Regions from separate parts of the Homo sapiens genome. Here region 1 is linked to region 2. A link is a loop called in an ENCODE intact Hi-C map of the cell type or tissue named here. Cell type or tissue: PC-9. All regions are shown on one strand. Links, peaks and the distances in the headings refer to the core of each region. The heading gives the core; the rest is flanking DNA.

Evidence for each region. A loop is a pair of places that touch in the nucleus more often than their neighbours do. Peaks named below come from ENCODE experiments on the same cell type or tissue, not always from the same donor. Only the 100,000 strongest peaks of a DNase experiment are listed, where the experiment ranks them.
Region 1: it touches region 2 in a loop (6-fold over the local background); 2 of 110 quality-filtered maps call a loop at or near these places.

Annotation. Positions count from the first base shown.
Region 1 is chr15:62,852,273-62,862,258 of GRCh38, reverse strand. All of the region lies in intron 1 of LOC105370854 (a long non-coding RNA gene), which reads left to right. Among named protein-coding and RNA genes, the nearest start is that of MIR190A, 33 kb to the right of the region's middle. In PC-9, for the core only: no CTCF peak of the experiment used is centred there; DNase peaks (open chromatin) are centred at 4,548 and 5,068; H3K4me3 peaks cover 1,616 bases; H3K27ac peaks cover 4,765 bases.
Region 2 is chr15:63,015,025-63,025,010 of GRCh38, reverse strand. No RefSeq gene overlaps it. Among named protein-coding and RNA genes, the nearest start is that of TPM1, 23 kb to the left of the region's middle. In PC-9, for the core only: no CTCF peak of the experiment used is centred there; a DNase peak (open chromatin) is centred at 5,250; H3K27ac peaks cover 2,546 bases.

The DNA of each region.
Region 1 (9,986 bases), core at 1,953-6,952, 160 kb after region 2:
CTTGACAACAATCACAGGCTTACCATGTACAAGGCTCTGTGCTAAGCCCTGTACTAGCTACATTCATCAGGGCTCATTTGGTGACAATCAACAAAAATTCAACTGAGACCAATATAAGTGGAGGATTTATTGGAAGGACCTTGGGCTAGCTTACAGAACCAGTAAGGAAGAGCTATGGGAGGTAGGGCAGCTCTGAGATCCTGGGCACCAATTCTCTTTCATTTTTTTCTCTCCTGCCTGATTTTTCCTGCATGCCCAGGAACAAAGCTTTCAGAAGCAGCTCTGAGGTCAAATCCCTCTCAGCTTCCAAAAAAGAAAATAAAAAGAAGTTCTTCCCTGCTGGCTCCATTTAGAAAAATTACGCAGAAGGGCTTTAGCCTGGTTTGAGACACTTGTCCATCCTTGGCCCAGTTGCTTATTTGGGGGCTGGGGTAGGCAGGAAGGCAGGAAAGAGCGGAGGAGTCAGGGAACAGAAACCAGTCCAGGCAGGGTCTCCTGTTTCCCATTCCCCTGGTAAGAGCATGGAGGTGCTCTGAATATACAGTTGGCCAGATTGCAAAAGGCCAAATTGTTTAATTATTTATTTATTATTATTATACTTTAAGCTTTAGGGTACATGTGCACAATGTGCAGTTTGGTTACATAGGTATACATGTGCCATGTTGGTTTGTTGCACCCATCAACTCGTCATTTACAATTAGGTATTTCTCCTAATGCTATCCCTCCCCTAGCCCCCAACAGGCCCCAGTGTGTGATGTTCCCCACCCTGTGTCTATGTGTTCTCATTGTTTAACTCCCATCTGTGAGTGAGAACATGCGGTGTTTGGTTTTCTGTCCTTGCGGTAGTTTGCTTAGAATGATGGTTTCCAGCTACATCCATGTCCCTACAAGGGACATGAACTCATCCTTTTTTATGGCTGCATATTATTCCATGGTTTATATGTGCCACATTTTCTTAATCCAGTCTATCACTGATGGACATTTGGGTTGGTTCCAAGTCTTTGCTATTGTGAAAAGTTCCACAATAAACATACGTGTGAAGGTGTCTTTATAGTAGCATGATTTATAATCATTTGGGTATATACCCAGTAATGAGCTCGCTGGATGAAATGGTATTTCTAGTTCTAGATCCTTGAGGAATCACCACACTGTCTTCCACAATGGTTGAACTAATTTACACTCCCACCAACAGTGTAAAAGCATTCCTATTTCTTCACATCCTCTCCAGCATCTGTTGTTTCCTGACTTTTTTATGATTGCCATTCTAACTGGCGTGAGATGGTATCTCACTGTGGTTTTGATTTGTATTTCTCTGATGACCAGTGATGATGAGCATTTTTTCGTATGTCTGTTGGCTGCCTATATGTCTTCTTTTGAGAAGTGTCTGTTCATATCCTTTGCCCACTTTTTGATGGGGTTGTTTTTTTCTTGTAAATTTCTTTAAGTTCTTTGTAGATTCTGGATATTAGCCCTTTGTCAGATGGATATGTTGCAAAAATTTTCTCCCATTCTCTAGGTTGCCTGTTCACTCTGATGATAGTTTCTTTTGCTGTGCCGAAGCTCTTTAGTTTAATTAGATCCCATTTATCTATTTTGGCTTTTGTTGCCATTGCTTTTGGTGTTTTAGTCATGAAGTCTTTTCCCATGCCTATGTTCTGAATGGTAATGCCTAGGTTTTCTTCTAGGGTTTTTATGATTTTAGGTCTTACATTTAAGTCTTTAATCCATCTTGAGTTAATTTTTGTGTAAGGTGTAAGGAAGGGATCCAGTTTCAGCTTTCTACCTATGGCTAGCCAGTTTTCCCAGCACCATTTATTAAATAGGGAATCCTTTCCCTATTGCTTGTTTTTGTCAGGTTTGTCAAAGATCAGATGGTTGTAGATGTGTGGTGTTATTTCTGAGGCCTCTGTTCTGTTCCGTTGGTCTATATATCTGTTTTTGTACCAGTACCATGCTGTTTTGGTTACTGTAGCCTTGTAGTATAGTTTGAAGTCAGGCAGCGTGATGCCTCCAGCTTTGTTCTTTTTGCTTAGGATTGTCTTGGCTATGTGGGCTCTTTTTTGCTTCCATATGAAATTTAAAATAGTTTTTTCCAATTCTGTGAAGAAAGTCATTAGTAGCTTGATGGGGATAGCAATGAATCTATAAATTACCTTGGGCAGTATGGCGATTTTCACGGTATTGACTCTTCCTATCCATGAGCATGGAATGTTCTTCCAGTTGTTTGCGTCCTCATTTATTTCACTGAGCAGCGGTTTGTAGTTGCCCTTGAAGAGGTCCTTCACATCCCTTGTAAGTTGTATTCCTAGGTATTTTATTCTCTTTTTTGTAATTGTGAATGGGAGTTCACTCATGATTTGGCTCTTTGTCTGTTATTGGTGTATAGGAATGCTTGTGATTTTTGTACACTGATTTTGTATCCTGAGACTTTGCTGAAGTTGCTTATCATCTTAAGGAGATTTTGGGCTGAGACGATGGGGTTTTCTAAATATACAATCATGTCACCTGCAAACAGAGACAATTTGATTTCTTCTTTTCCTAACTGAATACTCTTTATTTCTTTCTCTCGCCTGATTGTCTTGGCCAGAACTTCCAATACTATGTTGAATAGGAGTGGTGAGAGAGGGCATCCTTGTGCCAGTTTTCAAAGGGAATGCTTCCAGTTTTTTCCATTCAGTATGACACTGGCTGTGGGTTTGTCATAAATAGCTATTATTATTTTGAGATACATCCCATCGATACCTAGTTTATTGAGACTTTTTAGCATGAAGGGTTGTGGAATTTTGTTGAAGGCCTTTTCTGCATCTATTGAGATAATCATGTGGTTTTTGTCATTGGTTCTGTTTACGTGATGGATTACATGTATTGATTTGCGTATGTTGAACCAGGCTTGTGTCCCAGGGATGAAGCCAACTTGATCGTGGTGGATAAGCTTTTCGATGTGCTGCTGAATTCGGTTTGCCAGTATTTTATTGAGGATTTTTGCATCGATGTTCATCAGATGTTGGCAAAAGGCCAAATTGTTAAACATGTATATTTGGCTAAAGTTGAGGCTGAAGCCAAAAGTCACAACTGAATTTTGAGATTCCAGAAGAAATCTGAAATTGTATTAAATATTATTGTTATGATGATTTTATTACCAAAAAGGTTAGTAGTTACATGTTAAAGGGTGAGAACTGTTATTTCTCAGTGCAGTGTCATTTCCCTGCTGGTGCTCCTGTGACCATTATACTTTGACACAGAACAGTCACTCATTTCAACTAATATTTAATAATATCTGTTATGCTGAGCAGAATATAATTCAGAAAAAAAGTTTTTCAATAATATGTTTTCTAGAAAGAACTTTGTACCTACAATTCATTCTTGGGCAAATCTCTGCTCAGTATGGCAAGCTGGCTACATTGGGCATACAAAAAGCCTCTGAACCATACCAGGCAGGACAGTCTGGGTTTAATTCATTCCAGTCTGCATGGCTGCTCTGTGCAGCTAGTTTCGGCAAGGGCCCCTGAGCTGTGAGGAGCTTGAGTCGTCCTGTCAGCCCCACTCAGAGGTATTTGGCCTGCAGAGAAATTTTCTGATTTTCTCTAAACTTTGAGGAAAGACAGTTCAAAGATCTAGATGTATGCCTTCAGCCTCACCCATGGCATTTACTCTCTGTAAGGCTCATGACTTGCTCTTTGTTTTCTTTGCACCTGACTCATCTTCCTGCAGACTGTGTGCTTCCTGAGGGCAAACTCCCTGTTTGTTCATCGTTGGATTTTCTGCACCTGGCCCATGCCTGACCCACAGGGTCCTGGAGCACTGACTATGAGCCAGGAACTGTGTTGATGTTTCATGAGCTCATCTGATTTAATATCTAGAAAGTTTCCATGTACCTCCACCTCTAAGATAACTGTCATATGTATCTACTGGAGGAATTGACTTGTGAACGTTGACTTGTGCCTAAGACAGTCCTTGGAACGTAGAAAATTGCCCAATAAGATAAAATATGAGTTTTGGGAACCATTTGAAATTGGCATGAAGTCTTTATTCACCTAAACCTCTGAAAAGCACTGCTCTAGGAGCAGAGAAAAAGGGGGATTGAGACATCAAACAATTACACAAAATGACTGGGAAATGCCTGCAATATGGTCACTGCAAAGGCTGAATATTAAATTGTCTATTTGCTGTGATTATATAAAAAGTATAGGATCTGGAAATAAAACCTGGAAGTGAAATATTGACCAAAAGAATTCTAATGAGGGTTTCTTTTTCAAGATTTAAAAGCTAAGCATCAATCTAACTTAGCTGTTATTTACTAATTTAAATCCCTACTTTACTCCATAAGAATCTAAGGAGGCTTAGAAGCTGGTTTGTGCATCAGCTGAGGCCAATCTGAGAGGCTACGGGCCTTTGTTCTTCCATCGCCTCAAGGGCCAGACCTGGAAAAAGAGAGCAGGGTTTCTCCAGTGCTGGCCTGCCTCGGAACTACCTGGGTGCTTAGGAACAAGAGTGGTGACTGGGCCCACTCTGGCACCTGCTGAGTCATAGTCTCTGTGGTTGAGGTGCCAGATTCATATTTTTCTGAAACTCCTTGGGGCATTCATTCAGCAGGTTACATTTTGCCAGGGTTAACACCCATTTTGCACCTCTGCCAGGGTGAGGATGTGGTTAGGGGAGGAGGGCATGGGTGCTCATCACAGCCCTGTACCTGCCGTGGGAAGACTGTGATTAGGGACAACCTCCTATCCTTAAGGCTGGCCAGGAGCTGGCGGGGAGCTGGCCCCGCTTCCAGCCCTGTGGGAAGTGGCAGTGAGAGTGGGAACAGGACATGAACTGTCATCTGTGGCAGTGACCCTCCACGTGTGGCCCGTGAGCCAGCAGCACGGGCATCAGCAGGGAATGTGATGGAAAAGCAAACTCTTTGGGCCGTGCCCCAAACTCACTGAATCAGAGATGAGGGGACTCAGCACCTGTGTGTTACACCCTGTGGGTGATTCTGACTGGCATTTCAATGTTGGCAAATCACTGATCTGTAGACCCTTCTCCTAATTATCTTCTTCTAATCTCCCTGCAGCCATTTGAGGTGAGAGGTGGCAGTGCCCTATTTTGGAGAGCTTAGTTATCTGCTGTGTCCCAAAGCCTGCCAGGAGCAGAGGCGGGAGCCAAGTCCAGGCCAGGTGGTTTCCGGCTCCTTCCATTCCTCAGGTATCCAAGAGCAGCTGGTGGTGGCAGGAGTGGCTGCTCTCCTCCTCCGTGCCTTGAGAGAGGGTCTGGGAGGGTGTGAGGGAATGCGGGGAGCAGCCTCATAACCAGCAAGGCCTCTGGGGAAGCAGGGAGCCCCCATGTGCATTCCTGTGCTGTCTCACACCCACCCCGCCCCTGCATAGTCCTGGCCTCCCCATGGCCCTTACCACATCAGGGAACCCAGGAATGGTGTGTCCAGGTAAGAGGCTGGAAATGAAATTTTCATTTTAAAAAAGTCCTTCCGGGTTTACAAGGTGTGTGTGAAGGGATGGTGCTCATACCTGAGAGGGCGTCCGTGGATTAGGAAAGTCAAAATGATGAGGGGTCCCTCACCTGCCAACACCACTGTGGGTAGGGTGGACCCTGCCCCTCCTGGCCACCTTGCTGTGCAGGCGGTGGCAGCAGGTTCCCACCACAGACGAGGAAGCTGAGCCTCAGTGAGCAGAGGGCAGTGCCAGGGCTCAGTAGGGGATGTGGACACCTAGACCACTCTGCTGCAGCCCACCCTGGGCTCGGGTCCTGCACTGCCTGGCAGAGGCCGGTCCAGGCTTCCAGTTGATTGGGGAGAGGCTAGCCTCACTGTCGTCTCTGCCTGTCCAACCCAGCTTCTTCTCCCTCTGTGGAAAAGGGTAGCTGGGTTAATATCAAATGTTTTCATGTCAACCTACAATTTGGATTTCCTGAAGGTGTTTGGTCTGGGGAATAGAGGGGTGAAGGATGAAGTTTCTCCATCTTAGTTTTTCAATGATGAGGAAAACCTCATGCTTCCTGAGTTGGGAGAAGCACTTGCCTTAGAGTCAGAAAAAGCTAAGGTGGAATTGTCATTTCTCTCCCTTCCCGTATTTAACAGCTTGCACCTCAGTTTCTTTATGTAACAGCTTGCACCTCATGGGACAACACAACCCGTGTGGCAGAATTTTTGTGAAGAGTCAATGAAATAGTGTATGTGATCGCTCGAGCAGTGACCGGTACGGAGGTGCTGAAGAGATGCTGCTTGTTACTTTCTTTCTAGGTACCACAGAGTCCGTGTTCACACAGTGTAAATGCCATCTGTGGGAATTTAGGACACTGTCACTAGAGACACAGTAGTTTAAATCACAGACGTAATTAAGAAAACCCAATATACTATAATTCAGAAAATCCAAATCTGCAAACCAAATGCAAATTATTCTCTTTGCAGAAGGATTCTTCTATTAAAAAAAAAAAAAGCCCAAACAAAAAACCCAAAACATACCCAGAGATTCCCTTAAAATCATGTATTGATTTTATTTTATTCAGTCTCTTCAGGAATATATTTATTGGGTAAAGCATAGATTTAGTGACCACCTGGGCATCTCCAGCTCAGAATTGCCCCCAGTAGTAAGAGAAATTTGCTTTTTTTTTTTTTTTTGAGACAGCGTCTCGCACTGTCACCCAGGCTGGAGTGCAGTGGTGCGATCTCAGCTCACTGCAACCTCCACCTCCCGGGTTCAAGCAGTTCTCCTGCCTTAGCCTCCCGAGTAGCTGGGACTATAGACACATGCCACCATGCTTGCCTAATTTTTGTATTTTTAGTAGAGACGGGGTTTCACCGTGTTAGCCAGGATGGCCTCGATCTCCTGACCTCGTGAGCCACCTGCCTTGGCCTCTTGAAGTGCTGGGCTTGCAGGCATGAGCCACTGTGCCCGGCTGGAATTTGCTTTTTTAAATTAAAGAAACTTGAGCTCAAAAAGATTAAAAAAAAATTCCACTTGAAAATTCTTGGCATAAATGTCCCATTTTTCTGACCTACACAACCTATGGGTATAGGTCAGAACAATGGAACATTTGTTCTATACCCATAAGAAAATGCCACAAAGCAAAGTGTCCATAAATCCACAGTAAATCTTTACTTAATGTCATTAGGTTCTTGGAAACTGTGACTTTGAGCAAAATGACGTATGATGGACGAAACCAATTTTTTTCCTCATCAATGTTATAATGAAATCACACTGAACAAAACGACATTATTTGGAAACTTGCTGTCTATTGCTTCTCTTAAAGTCAAGACTCCAAGAACCTATTGATGACCTTAGGTGAGCCCTTGCTATACGGGACTGCAATTCACAGGAGAAACCATTCTCACTGGACACTCGCTGGGCCTCTCTCTCTTTATCAAAATCATTTATTAACCCTGTGGCCTTGGGCCTTGGGTGATGCCTCTGAGCTTCAGCATCTGCATCTGTGAACAAGGCTGGGACAGATGCAGGCGTCAGACAACGGGTTCACATCAGTTCTCGCTCCGAAATGCCAGTTTTCTTCCCTGCGATGGTGGTAATGGGATGTTGGGCCATGACTATTGGTACCATTTCTGTGCTGTCATAAAAACACTTGTTATTATTTTGGCATGAAATAGTCTTTTAAGCTGGTGCTGTGAGCACATGTTTCACCCTTAGCAAACTGGGGGGAAAGGCTTTGATTTGAAGGTTACCAGGCTTAGCTGGGTGCAGGTGGGAACCAGGCAGATGCCGTGCCGACTGCATGAATGCCCATTTTCAGACCACTTGGAGCCTCTGCCGCTGGACCCACAAACTTGTGGGAAACTCCTTGGCGGCTTCTTAAACCCAGGCTTCAGGGCAGACTCCTGGAGGATCTGTATTTAAAACATACAGGTGCTCGGGACCCAGCCCCAGTGGGCTGAATTCGAGTCCTTGGGATGTTGTCATGCAGCGTATCCGATTCTAGGCTATCATCATGGAACCGAAGGCCCTTTTCATGGTCTCCCACCCAGGGCAGCCCAAATCACTTCAGGGTTCAAGCAATAGTCAGCGTGCCTTCTGCCACATTCCTTTCCCATGCCGGAGCTTTTTCATTTTATTCCAGCCTCATAAGCATTGCTTTTGTGCTTGGCAAGGTAGTAGACGTGCAGCGAGTATTTCATGCAAGAATTCTGCTGATTAGGACAGAGGCTCAGGGGTAAGGAGGCGTGTCCAAGCTCGCACAGCTGGAAAGTGAGGACAGCAGGATTCAAAGTCAGTTTCAGCTCCAAAGCCTGTGGTCTTTCCACCACCTGCAAATAAGCCAGGAACACCTGGGCCTGCAATCTGCAGTCCATGAGCCAAATCCAGCCCGCTGCTTATTTTTGCACAGCCAGGTGAGCCAAGGATAGCTTTTACATTTTTAAAATGTTAGAACAAACAAAAAAAAAACATAACATGCACATTAAAAAAAATGCAACAACAGAGGCTGTATGTGGCCTGCTAAGCCTAAAATATTTACAATCTGGCCCTTTAAAGGAAAAACTTGCCAATTGCTGATTAAGACTGTGACATATGTCCCCTTCTGAGCTCACCCTGGGATGGTTGGTGAGACGACACTGGGTCAGTGTGTCCATCCAAAGCTTCATTGTCAAAAACACAGCAGTTCTGAGTCATTAATGTGACTTAGGTCTTCAAAGACTTTCGTAATCATTTTGCTGGCTTGGCCCGAAAGTGGCACATGTTCCTCTGGATGTGCCAGTGTTTGCTAGAACATCACAGAAAGCTGAGGGCTTTTACATTTTTCACCTGCCACATAAGAGTTTTCCAGGCCAGGTGCAGTGACACACACCTGTAATCTCAACACTTTGGGAGGCCGAGGCAGGCAGATAGCTTGAGCTCAGGAGTTTGAGAGCAGCCTGGACAACACAGTGAAACCCTATCTTTACAAAAAATACCAAAAAATTAGCCAGGCATGGTGGTGTGTGCCTGTGGTCCCAGCTACTCCGGAGGCTGAGGTGGGAGGACCACCTGAGCCTGGGGAGGTTGAGCTGCAGTGAGCTGTGATTGTGCCACTGCACTCCAGCCTGGGCAACAGAGCTAGACTCTGTCTCCAAAAAAGAAAAAAAAAAAAAAGGAAAAAAACAGTTTTCCATTAAGGGGTTAAGGGGCCTCCAGGGGCTGAGGCCAATGGTTGTTCCCTTATATCAGAAGCCAGAGCAATCACTGACCCAGTCCTATTATGTCCACTCTTGGCTGATCCTGGCAAAAATTCTGTGAGGTTGAAGAGAGAGAATTGTTCTCCCAATTAAAAAACAGAATCTTCTTTCTTACAGAAAATAAAGCTGTGGCTCAGAGAGCATAGCACAAGCACACAAAATGGTGGCACCCCCTTTGAACCTTGTTGTTGGTCTTCTCATCTAGACATCGTGCTTCTCTAGCTTACAATGCCATGGCTGGGCACTGGCTCAGTGCCCTGTGTTTAGAAAGAACACCCCGCACTTACTTGGAATTCACTCACAGATCCTTTCGAGGCTTCTGCCATTCTCTAGGGATATATTCCTTTGTTTTGATCTATTTTCTATTGATGAGGATATTACATTACCCCAGGTAGATGTTCAGTTATAAGAGACTCATTGGATTCTTGAATAGAAGTGCTGTAATTTTCTCCGATAGGATAGATGACAACCCCAAAGGTTATAGTTTTGCTGCCTGATAGGATAATTAACTTCATAACTAATTTAGGAATCTTAATTGCAGTATTCTTTTTTCTCAGTGATGATGAATATTCTACATATTTTTAAATGAACCTTGTCATTGTGCTGGTTCTTTGATTAGTGAGTTAAATCTTTGACACATGCTCACTGTATATTTGTATGAGCCATGTTTTTTTAACTTTTGAAAAATAGACTTTGACATCCTCATCATGCCTACAAAAATGGAGACCTCCAAGATCAAATCCACCAAGCTGCAGTGGTCACCCTGGAGTCTGGAGTCTTCTCTCTGTGGGTGTATTGATCTGTAAAGAGGTGGCCCGGGGTGGTG
Region 2 (9,986 bases), core at 2,191-7,190:
AGGGTAGGTAAAATGACCCCTGCGAGGCTGGGACAAACCATTTTAATGGTTTGCAGGGCAGGTCTACTGTGAAGCCAGGGACATTTAAGCATCAAAACTCGCACTCGCATGGACCCTTCCAGGACAATTCCTAACTTTTTTGCCAAGTGCGAGCCATCTATGTGTGACTACATTTGATAAACTGATACAAATTCTAGAAGATGGTAACCTGCTGTTTAGCAATATCCACAGTCATTAATGACAGTGCAGCTGTAAGCGTCCCTTAAAGGCATCAATAAGTTCTCAGAATAGATGCCATGAACATATAGATGATTTACTTAATCTCACAGGAGAAATGTTTTCAAGGATACCTGCAGTCATTGACAATTTCAGTATTTTCCAACAGTTATATTTTTTTCCTTTTTAATGTATTTTAGAGATGAGGTCTCGCTGTGTCACCCAGGCTGGAGTGCAGTGGCACGATCTTCGCTTACTGCAGTCTTGAACTCCTGGACTCAAGTGAACCTCCCACCTCAGCCTCCTGAGTAGCTGGGACTGCATGTGGATACCACCATGCCCGGCTAGTTATTTAATTTTTTTGTAGAGATTGGGTCTTTCTATGTTGCCCAGGCTTCATAGAAGAAATATTTTAAACATAGATACTAATTTGAGTTTTTCTTTAGCTAAAGAACTGAGAAAAATCAGATAAAAAAATTAGTAAGTTATGCAATTGATAAAATCAACCTAAGTTATTTTGATTTTAAGAAACAAGTTGTAGCAAAAGAACTCTTAGTGCCAAAGGCATTTATTCGTTAAGAAGAGGAGGCACATTTTGAAGATAAGTAATGAACAGGGTCTTGGACAGTTGATAGTCCCATCTCTAGGGAGGGCTCATCTGGGTATGCGGGGGATTCTGCAAGAAGGCACGTCTCCCTCTCAGCCCAGGCCCTGTGGGACACAGCTCCTAACAGGCTTGGCCAGACAGGGAGCTCCAGTGAGCTGGGGCTTCTCCTGTAGGCTCATGCCCACCCAGTTTCTCCTCTGACCCATGGGACCTGGCCTTTCTCTAAGGAGCCAATTAGGGGTTCTTAGGCATGAGCAAATAAAAAGAAACCCAGAAGAAACATTCTGTGGGGCTGGACATGGTGGCTCACACCTATAATCCCAGCACTTTGCAAGGATGAGGCAGGAGGACCACTTGAGCCCAGGAGTTTGAGGCTGCAGTGGTCCATAACTGCATGCCACTGCACTCCAGCCTGGACAACAAGTGAGACTCTGTCTCTAAAACAAAGCAAAGAAAGAAATATTCTGTGTTTATTTAAAAGAAATGTTTGCTCCCCTCCAATTCTATCCTTTTGCAATTTCAGAAGAAGCTTTGTCTCTGGATTAGTCAAGCTGAAGTTATTTTTCTTGCCATCCGTGTGGGGAATTTTTCCATTTTTTCCAACAAGAAAATAACCCTTGGGCCAAAGGAACTGTGAAAATGTTTAGTCTCCAGAAAGGCATGCAGTCTCTCAGGGCAGCGGAAGCCCTGCAACTCAACTTTGGAGCGTGCCATTGTGTCATTTATGAAACAACCTCCCTTGCTTTTCCTTTGCACACCCAGCATCCAACTTCTGCCCCCCACAATTCACAATAACTGCCCTATGGGATGTCATGTGGAGATTGATTAGGGTGGGGTGCTGCTGGAATGCCACACAATTATCTGGATACGTGGCATTTTGGAACCAGAGTGTGGATGTGGGCTTGGAGCTTGGAGACTGGCTCTAGTCTCAGTTCACTTGATGGGTGATCATGGGAAAGTCACTTCCCCTCCTTGTGTCTGAGTTTCTCCAGTTGTAAAAAGACAGTGTTTGAACTGGATGATTTCAGTGCTTAATGATTTTTATGAATTATCCTGAAGGGCAGAGGGTGAAGCTAGGATCAGGGTAGTTTCTACAATGATTTATGTGAAATGAGAGATGAAGAAGGCCATTCTCTGTATATTCTTGGGGAGTGGGTAAGGGAGGGGGGAGAGCTCTGATTTTTGAAGTATATATTCATATTACTTTATGTTCTTTAATACATTAATTTTTGGGGGTGTTGTGATATGTGATACCTGTTAAAGCATGGGCTCAGAGAAGGGGACCCTTTTGTCTGGGCCTTGCCTAGATGGTGGATGACTCATTTAGTAGATGCCAGTGTGGATGGTTGATGGCTAAAGATTACACAGTTAAAATAGAAAATAATTTGAATCATAGATAAAGTTCCATTTAATTAGTGTTTCTCTGGGAAGCCTTCCCTAATCTCCCTTCCTTATTGACAGAATTAATAACCACCCTTTGATTCATTCCTACACATAATTTTTATCATTACAAATATCACACTGTAATGTATAATTCAAAAACATGTTAATATTTATTTCCCTGTATCATTGCAGGCCAATGGATATCAGGAAATACTTCGTGGGGAGGAAGCAAGGGTTGTGCTGGTCAAAGCAAGGTTGACAAAGACCTGGCTCAAGAGATCAGTGACTGGAGCTATCCGTCAAAGCAGATCAGGAAGCCAGGTGAATAGGTAGGTACCAGGAGACAGTCAGAAGGCCCAAGTCAAAGCAAGACAGAGTGAGGCACTGAGCAGTATATGTAGTAGCAGTGAAAATAGCTTGCAACGGAGGCCCCTCCTGTCCTGGCCTGGGGGCCTTTTACATGCTTCCTGCTGAGCCAGGTGCTGTGGGTGAGGCTCCACACCTGGCCAATCTCCTGTTTGCTGGCCCAGAAGGGATCCTGAGGGAGATAAGTGAGTGAGGCTAAAGAGGGGAGCAAACCCATCTGTCTCAGTCAGTTTGGGTTGTATAACAAAGTACCATAGATTGCTGGCTTATCAACAATTTATTCCTCACTGTTCTGGAGGCTGGAAGTCTGAGATCACGGTGCCAGCCTGGTCGGTTTCTGGTGAGGGCCCTCTTCCAGGTTGCAGACTACTGACTTCTGGTTGCATCCTCATGAGGTGGAAAGAGAACTAGCCAGCTCTCTGGCATCTTCTTATGAGGACACTAATCCCATTCCTGAGGGTTCCACCTTCATGACCTAATTACCTCCCAAAGGTGCCACCTCCAAATATCATCACATTGGGATTAGAGTTTCAACATATGACTTTCGGCAAGCCATAACACTCAGTTCATTACACCATCTGATGTTTTTCTATGACTGAATATTTATGTAAATAAAATTTGCAAAACAATCTATTGAAATTAAAAGAAAATATAATTTATAATAAATTCATATCAACTTTAAAAATCAACATCACTTAGATTAAAATTACTTAATCTTTTGAAAATGTAATTAAATCTTTAAACATATTTTTATAAAATAAAACCTATTTATTAATACAATTCTAGCCTTTGAGGTCTGCCTGTGGCCAACATAAAGAATTAATATCATGCTTTTTGTATGTTATGGATAGGCCTGCAAATACACAAATTAAAAGTGTTAGGATTTGTTTAATATTGCAAACTATTTCCCAACCATCATGTGAAGCTGTTGTGAATACTGCCTTAATTTTTGACTGATTCCAGAATCACAGGCTGGAGCATTGAGAGAAGCAAGAAATAGACACTCAGCATTCCTAGGAAAGGATACTGCACTTTGCATGAGTCTGTGCATTCATGAAATCTGTGAGGAAGAATAAGGTAAGTTAACTAATTTGCCTAATTCTTATCTGAGTTCATATGGGGCTCACATCCTGCCCATCCTCCAAAGGGAGGTGTCCATCTCCAGCGCTGGCAGCGGCACAACCCACAAATCTTCATGGATGGCATTTGGACAAGGTTTCCCTTTGATTCACAGACACAGGACAAGAGACACGGAGAAGCGTTTCTCTGGGGCCTGAATGGTGTTACTCATCCGAGTGGTGTTTAGGGTTATTGGTTGTGCTGTGCCGATGCTGAGTTCTGAATCCTGAATGACAGAGATGCTCTCAAGTTCCTTAACACATTAATCTATTTTGGGTTTGTGATATGTAAGACCTATAAAGCATGGGCTCAGAGAAGGGGACCCTTTTGCCTGGGTCTTTCCCAGATGATGGATGACTCATTCAATAGATGCCAGTGTGGACGAATGATGGCTAAAGATCACACACTCAAAACAGAAAAGAAATTGAATCATAAAGTTTCATTTTTTGAATGTTCCTCTGTATGCCTTCCCTAATCTCTGTTCCTCCCTTATTGACTGAATTAATCATCATCCTTCCATTCCTACATATAATTTTTATTATTACAAATATCACACTGTAATATATAATTTAAAATTAAGCTAATGTTTGTTTCTCTGGCTAGGTTGGAATCTTGAGCAACAAGGTGGTACCTTAATTGTCCCTATGTCTCCAGCAGGCAGCACAGTGATTGATATTTCATAAATATGTGGGTAGAAGTGGACTGTGAGCATTAGGAGTCTGTGCTTAGAAGCCAAACGTTCCTGGGTTTGAATCATGGTCTTACCACTTCCCAGTTAGGTGACTTTGGAAGTTTCTTAACACCTCTAAGCCTCAGTTTGCTCATCTGAAACTGGGGATAGTGACATTCCCCCCTTCATATGGTTGTTCTGAGGCTTACTTTTTTGCAAAATGTTTAGTATAATGTTAGCCGTTGCAACGTTCCATTATTTATCACACAGTACATCTCCAAACCAAACAATCCCCATGTCCAGCCTCACAGTATTGACATGTGGGCAAACCAGGCAGTGCATACCAGGCCACTTGCAAGGACATTGCAAGGAGGCATTATTGTTAGGTCAATTTCTAAACTTAAAAGGGGTACCGAGTGTGTGGAAGATTTGCAACTCTTTGAGCCTATGGGTAGAGAAGAAGGATTAAGGAATTCATCTAAGCTAAAAGACTCCTGGAACAGATGAAATATAGACCTTCAGTTGTTATTCTCCTCCTGGAGGGTGACGCTCTCTGGCAAATATTTCCTTCACTAATGGGCTGGTGGTGATGTCCCTGTCCAGAAGCAGCTCCCATCAAAAGCTGAGAAGCTGAGGAGTTGGTGTAACCTGAGACCTCACTCCAGCAGGCCTAAAATCGCAGCTGAGCTTGCAGGAGCATTCTGAGCAGCAGCCTTGTGGGGGCTCTACCCCGTGTGTCGGGTGGCTGTGTCTTGTCTATCAGGAATGACCTGGCTGTGTCCTGCCAAACAGGTACAGGCTGTGTCCTGCCTCTCCAACCTGGACAAAAATGCACAGGCTATTGTGGGCTGGTGCGATCCTATCTCTCAGCCAATTTTCTTAATCATCTGCCGTGGCCCTGGGAGGCATCTCAGGTTTCCACGGCCCCATGGCCCACAATATTTGCTATTTTGGGCCAGGTAGTCAGGGTCTACAGCTGTATTCTGTGTCATCCATGGAGCAGCCATTCGACAAGTATTTCGTCAGCTCTGATTCATCTTCAGGCAAGGTGCCAGGTGCAGAGGACAGGGAAAGTGTAAGAAGGCTCTCACTCCAGGTGGCTTATACTCTTGCTAGGAAAAGATAGAGGCTACTACTCAGCTGCTAGTCTAACAAATATATGTCCTAAGCGGCAAATCAGTGCTTTGGAAGACGAATGAGGGGCCTGTAGGGTTAACTGGGTTGTTCAAAGAGGGAGTCTTAGAACAAGAGATGTTTCTTTCTGTGTTAGGATGATTTCCTGATCTTGCAGTTGCCCATTTATCTGTAGTGCCCACATAACCAGCATAGGTGCCACCTCACCCATTGCCATGATTTGGGGTGAAGGTGGGGGTCAGACTCTTTCCCAGACTGGTATGAGGGTATAATTCTTAGAGTAGCATGGAATGGGGTTTGCAAATTACTTCTCATGAACACCCTAGACTCTGGAACAACCCTTAGAAAAATGGAAACACTATGCAACAGCTCTGCCAGCTCAGAGATGGGATGGGAGAAACCAGGGCTCCTGCTGGAGCACAGTGTCTTAGAGTGTGGCTTGCCGTCCAGGATGTATCTCTAGTAGTTGTGAGGCTATGTCAGGCTGTGAGGCCAGGTCAAGGGTCTGGATGACCTGAAATCAGATTGCAAGGACCACAGTGGGGCTTGAAGTTGCATGCCCATCTTAGATGTTCTAGGATCTCAGGGCAGGCCAGAAAGAGCTCCATTTGCAAAGCATTGAATATAGGAGGGGTTGGGGGTGTGTCTCTGAATCATGCTCTGGACTAGTCCCCAGGGGACTTATAGCAAGTTCCTTATTGAAAGAGTTTATTCAACTCCATGAGTAAGACCAGCTTTGAGGGTTCTAAAGAGCAATTGGTACTGAGAGGACAGACCATTCAAGGTAGCTCCAGAGACCTGTCATCAAACGGGAGTAGCTTTGCCTCTGTAATAAACTCTGGATGGGGATCACATCAGGAGAAACTTCAGCACATGTCCATGGTCATCATCATCATCACCATCATATTTTATTATACAAGAGCAGTCACTAAGCACCTACTCTGTGCCAGGCACAATGCTATGTGCAGATCCTCATAGCAGTCTTTCAAGCTAAATATCACTTCCCTCATCCTGCAGGGGAAGCAACAGAAGTCCAGAGATGTTAAATAACGTGTAGAAAGTCACACTGCATTAAATTGGCAGGGCTGGGACTCAAACCTAGGTCTGTCTGACTCTGAAGTCTATGCTCAACTTCAGCAACTGTAGCCACAGCAGCAGCAGAGATGTAGTGGCTTTGGCACCAGGAGAACTTTGTCTGAAAGTAAGTGCTAGAGACTCAGAACCTGCTAGGATTCTAGGTTGCAAGCAACAGAAACTAATTTTCTTTCTTTCTTTTTTTTTTCTTTTTGAGATAGAGTCTTGCTCTGTCACTCAGGCTGGAGTGCAGTGGCACAATCTTGGCTCACTGCATCCTTGGCTCACTGCAACCTCCACCTCCCAGGTTCAAGCGATTCTCCTGCCTCAGCCTCCTGAGTAGCTGGGATTACAGGCACGTGCCACCATGCCTGACTAATTTTTGTATTTTTAGCAGAGAGGGTGTTTTAATGTGTTGACCAGGCTGGTCTCGAACTCCTGACCACGGGTGATCCGCCCGCCTTGGCCTCCCAAAGTGCTGGGATTACAGGTGTGACTGACTAGCTAATTTAAATAGCAAGAGGATTATTGGAGTGACATAGGGTCAGTCAAATACTGACAGAAAGACTGAAGAACTGGGCAGGGACCTGCCCTCACCAGGAGTCACACAGTGAGAAGTTCCTCTAGGCAAGTGTCAGATGCTGGGAAGTCAGAACAGAATGACAAACGTCCATTGCAGATTCCTAAGAATGGCAGAAGAACAAGGAAGATGGGATTGAAACCCCAGCAATCAAAACTTGTGGTCAAATGTAGCTAAAAACTATAGCCATCGGTACCTGAGTATCAACATCTCCTATGAACAATTCACCTATACAGATTTGAGCAGACAGGTGATAGAAGGCCAGGCACTGTGGCTCATGCCTGTAAGCCCCAGCACTTTGGGAGGCCAAGGCAAGCGGATCGCTTGAGCTCAAGAGTTTGAGACTAGCCTGGGCAACATGGTGAAACCTCGTCTCTACAAAAAAATACAAAAATTAGCCGGGCATGGTGGCGTGTGCCTATGGTCCCAGCTACTTGGGAGTCTGAGGTGGGAGGATCGCTTGAGCCCAGGAGGTCGAGGCTGCAATGAGCCCTGATCGTGCTACTGCACTGCAGCCTGGGCGACATGGCGAGACTTCATTTCAAACAAACAACAAACAAACAACAACAAAACAGGTGTTAGAGTCCTTCCTCACACAACTACCAAACTTAAGTGGGTGAACTTTTCTAGTGATCACTCCCATGGAGCACTAACCTCAGGACCCACTCATTCTACCCAGCCTCCACGATGGGGATCCTTGCCTGCTGGTATCCCTGTCTTTGCATAGTCCGCTCTCACACGGAATCAGGGCTGACCTGTGTGAACAATGGGACAGTAGATGTGATGACGCGTGACTTCCAGAGCTAGGTCGGAGAGGCATTGCGGCTTCTTCCTTGGTTTCCTGGATAGGTAGTTGCGGGGGAAGCCTGTCACCACACTGTGAGGACACCCAGGCAGCCTCATGGAGAAGTTTGTGTGGAGAGGAACCAACCTGCCAGCCATGTGAGTAAGTTATTGAGTTTCAGGGTTCATTTGTTACACAACAATAATTGCAGGTGAGAAAGAAAGGAGGTAATATGTGTGCAAGCAGTAACTACTGGAGCAGTGTCTGGACATTGTTGCACCCAGAGTTGAAAGAAACCTTCTAGCTGGTGTGGACATTTCCTTAGTAATATCCCTCACAGGTGCTCAGACTCTCAGCAAACCTGGAGCTCCCTTAGCTATCTTCATATGTGGTGGTTGTTTGCAAGAGATGATAAATATCTTGGCTTCCTGGGGCAGAGGTAGAGCAATGGTGGGGCCAAGGGTAGGGCAGTTTAGGAACAGCTTCCCCTCTATGGGAAGTGTCCTGTGGGCCCTTTAAGCCTGCCTGGCCACAGACCTTCATGGACTTAGTTTTTCCTTTCTCTAAACCAGGGATTAGCACAGTATGACCCTTGAATCAGCCACTTGATTTTGTAAATAAAGCTTTATTAGAATCAGCCATGCCCATTTGTTTATGTATTGTCTAATGCTATTTTGGCGCTTTAATGGCAGAGTTGAGTAGTTGCAACAGATACTGTATGTGGCCTGCAAAGCCTAAAATACTTACTACCAGACCTTCTAAGAAGAAGTTTGCTGGTAGAAATGGACAAGTATTGTTGGCCAGCACAGCTGAGAGCCAGAAAGGCAGCGTCAGTTGTCCACTCTGTCTCCAGCTCTATGGAGGACAGAGGGTCACTATGGCCTCTCTCTTTCCTTGTCTCATGACAAAGGACTTTCCAGCAGGACAGAGAGTAGAAATGTCAGAGGGAATGTCCTCAAATCCTGACACATGAGCCAATAGATGTTTACCCTCTATTAGTTATTTATTGCCGTGTCACAAATCATCTCAAAATATAATGACTTAACAAACAATGACTATTTCTCATGGTTTCTGTGAGTCTGAAATCTAGGAGTGGCTTAGCTTGTTGGTTCTGACTTGGGGTCTTTCATGAGGCTGCAGTCAAGATGTCTTTTGGGCAGAAGAAATGGACACTGTGCTTCGTCTCTGTGTGGTGGGGTGGAGAGAACTATGAGTAGGCAGTCAGGAGACTTGGATGTCAGCCCTTGCTCTGTGCCTGACCTCCTGAGTCTTTGATTGAGTCATATTTCCTGTTGGAGCTGTAGTTTTCTGATCTTTTGAACTTGGGTCAGTTTTTCTTAGGGGTCCAGGCCCCAATACTTAGCAAGTTCCTTCATCCCTGTGGACTTGTTTTCTCATCTACAAAATGAGGATAAAAACACCTTCCTCTTAGTGTATGAGGAATAAACAAGCTAGGCCATATAGTGTGCCTAGCACATAGAAAGTGTTCAATAAACTTTAGCTGTCATTATCAGCAACAGAAATAGCAATATTAAAAGATCTGATGCCACAGTTTGCTCTGAGCCCTGAGAACAAGGGCTTCTGCATCTTCCCTTCTCCTTCATCAGTTCAGCCTCTTGCTGATACCCTCCAAGGCTGGCTCTAGGTGGTTATGCTCAGGCCTCTGGCATAGGCCGGGGTGTCTGTTTCCTTTCTCAGCCTGTGGTGGTGAAGGCACATTTGTATACAGCTAGTTGAAATTACAGATTAAACAACCAGCATATCTCATAGTTGGGTCAACCTTTGGGACAGCTGTGAAGTATGTGATCACAGGTGGCAGTGATGGAATGGACTTCAGAGCTCATCTAGTCCCTGATCCAGCCACCCCTCTAGCCTGTGGTGTCATCATCCCTCCTCACAAGTCCTGTCTGAGCAGTTAACTGAAGCACCATCCACCATGCAGGGTTCCTGCAAGCAGCCCTTTGGTGCCTGCAGACCCGAGGCCTGCCAAAGCCATCGCAGCTGCCTGCGCAGACCCACTCTGTGGCCAAGCCACTGTGTGAAATCTTTAGCC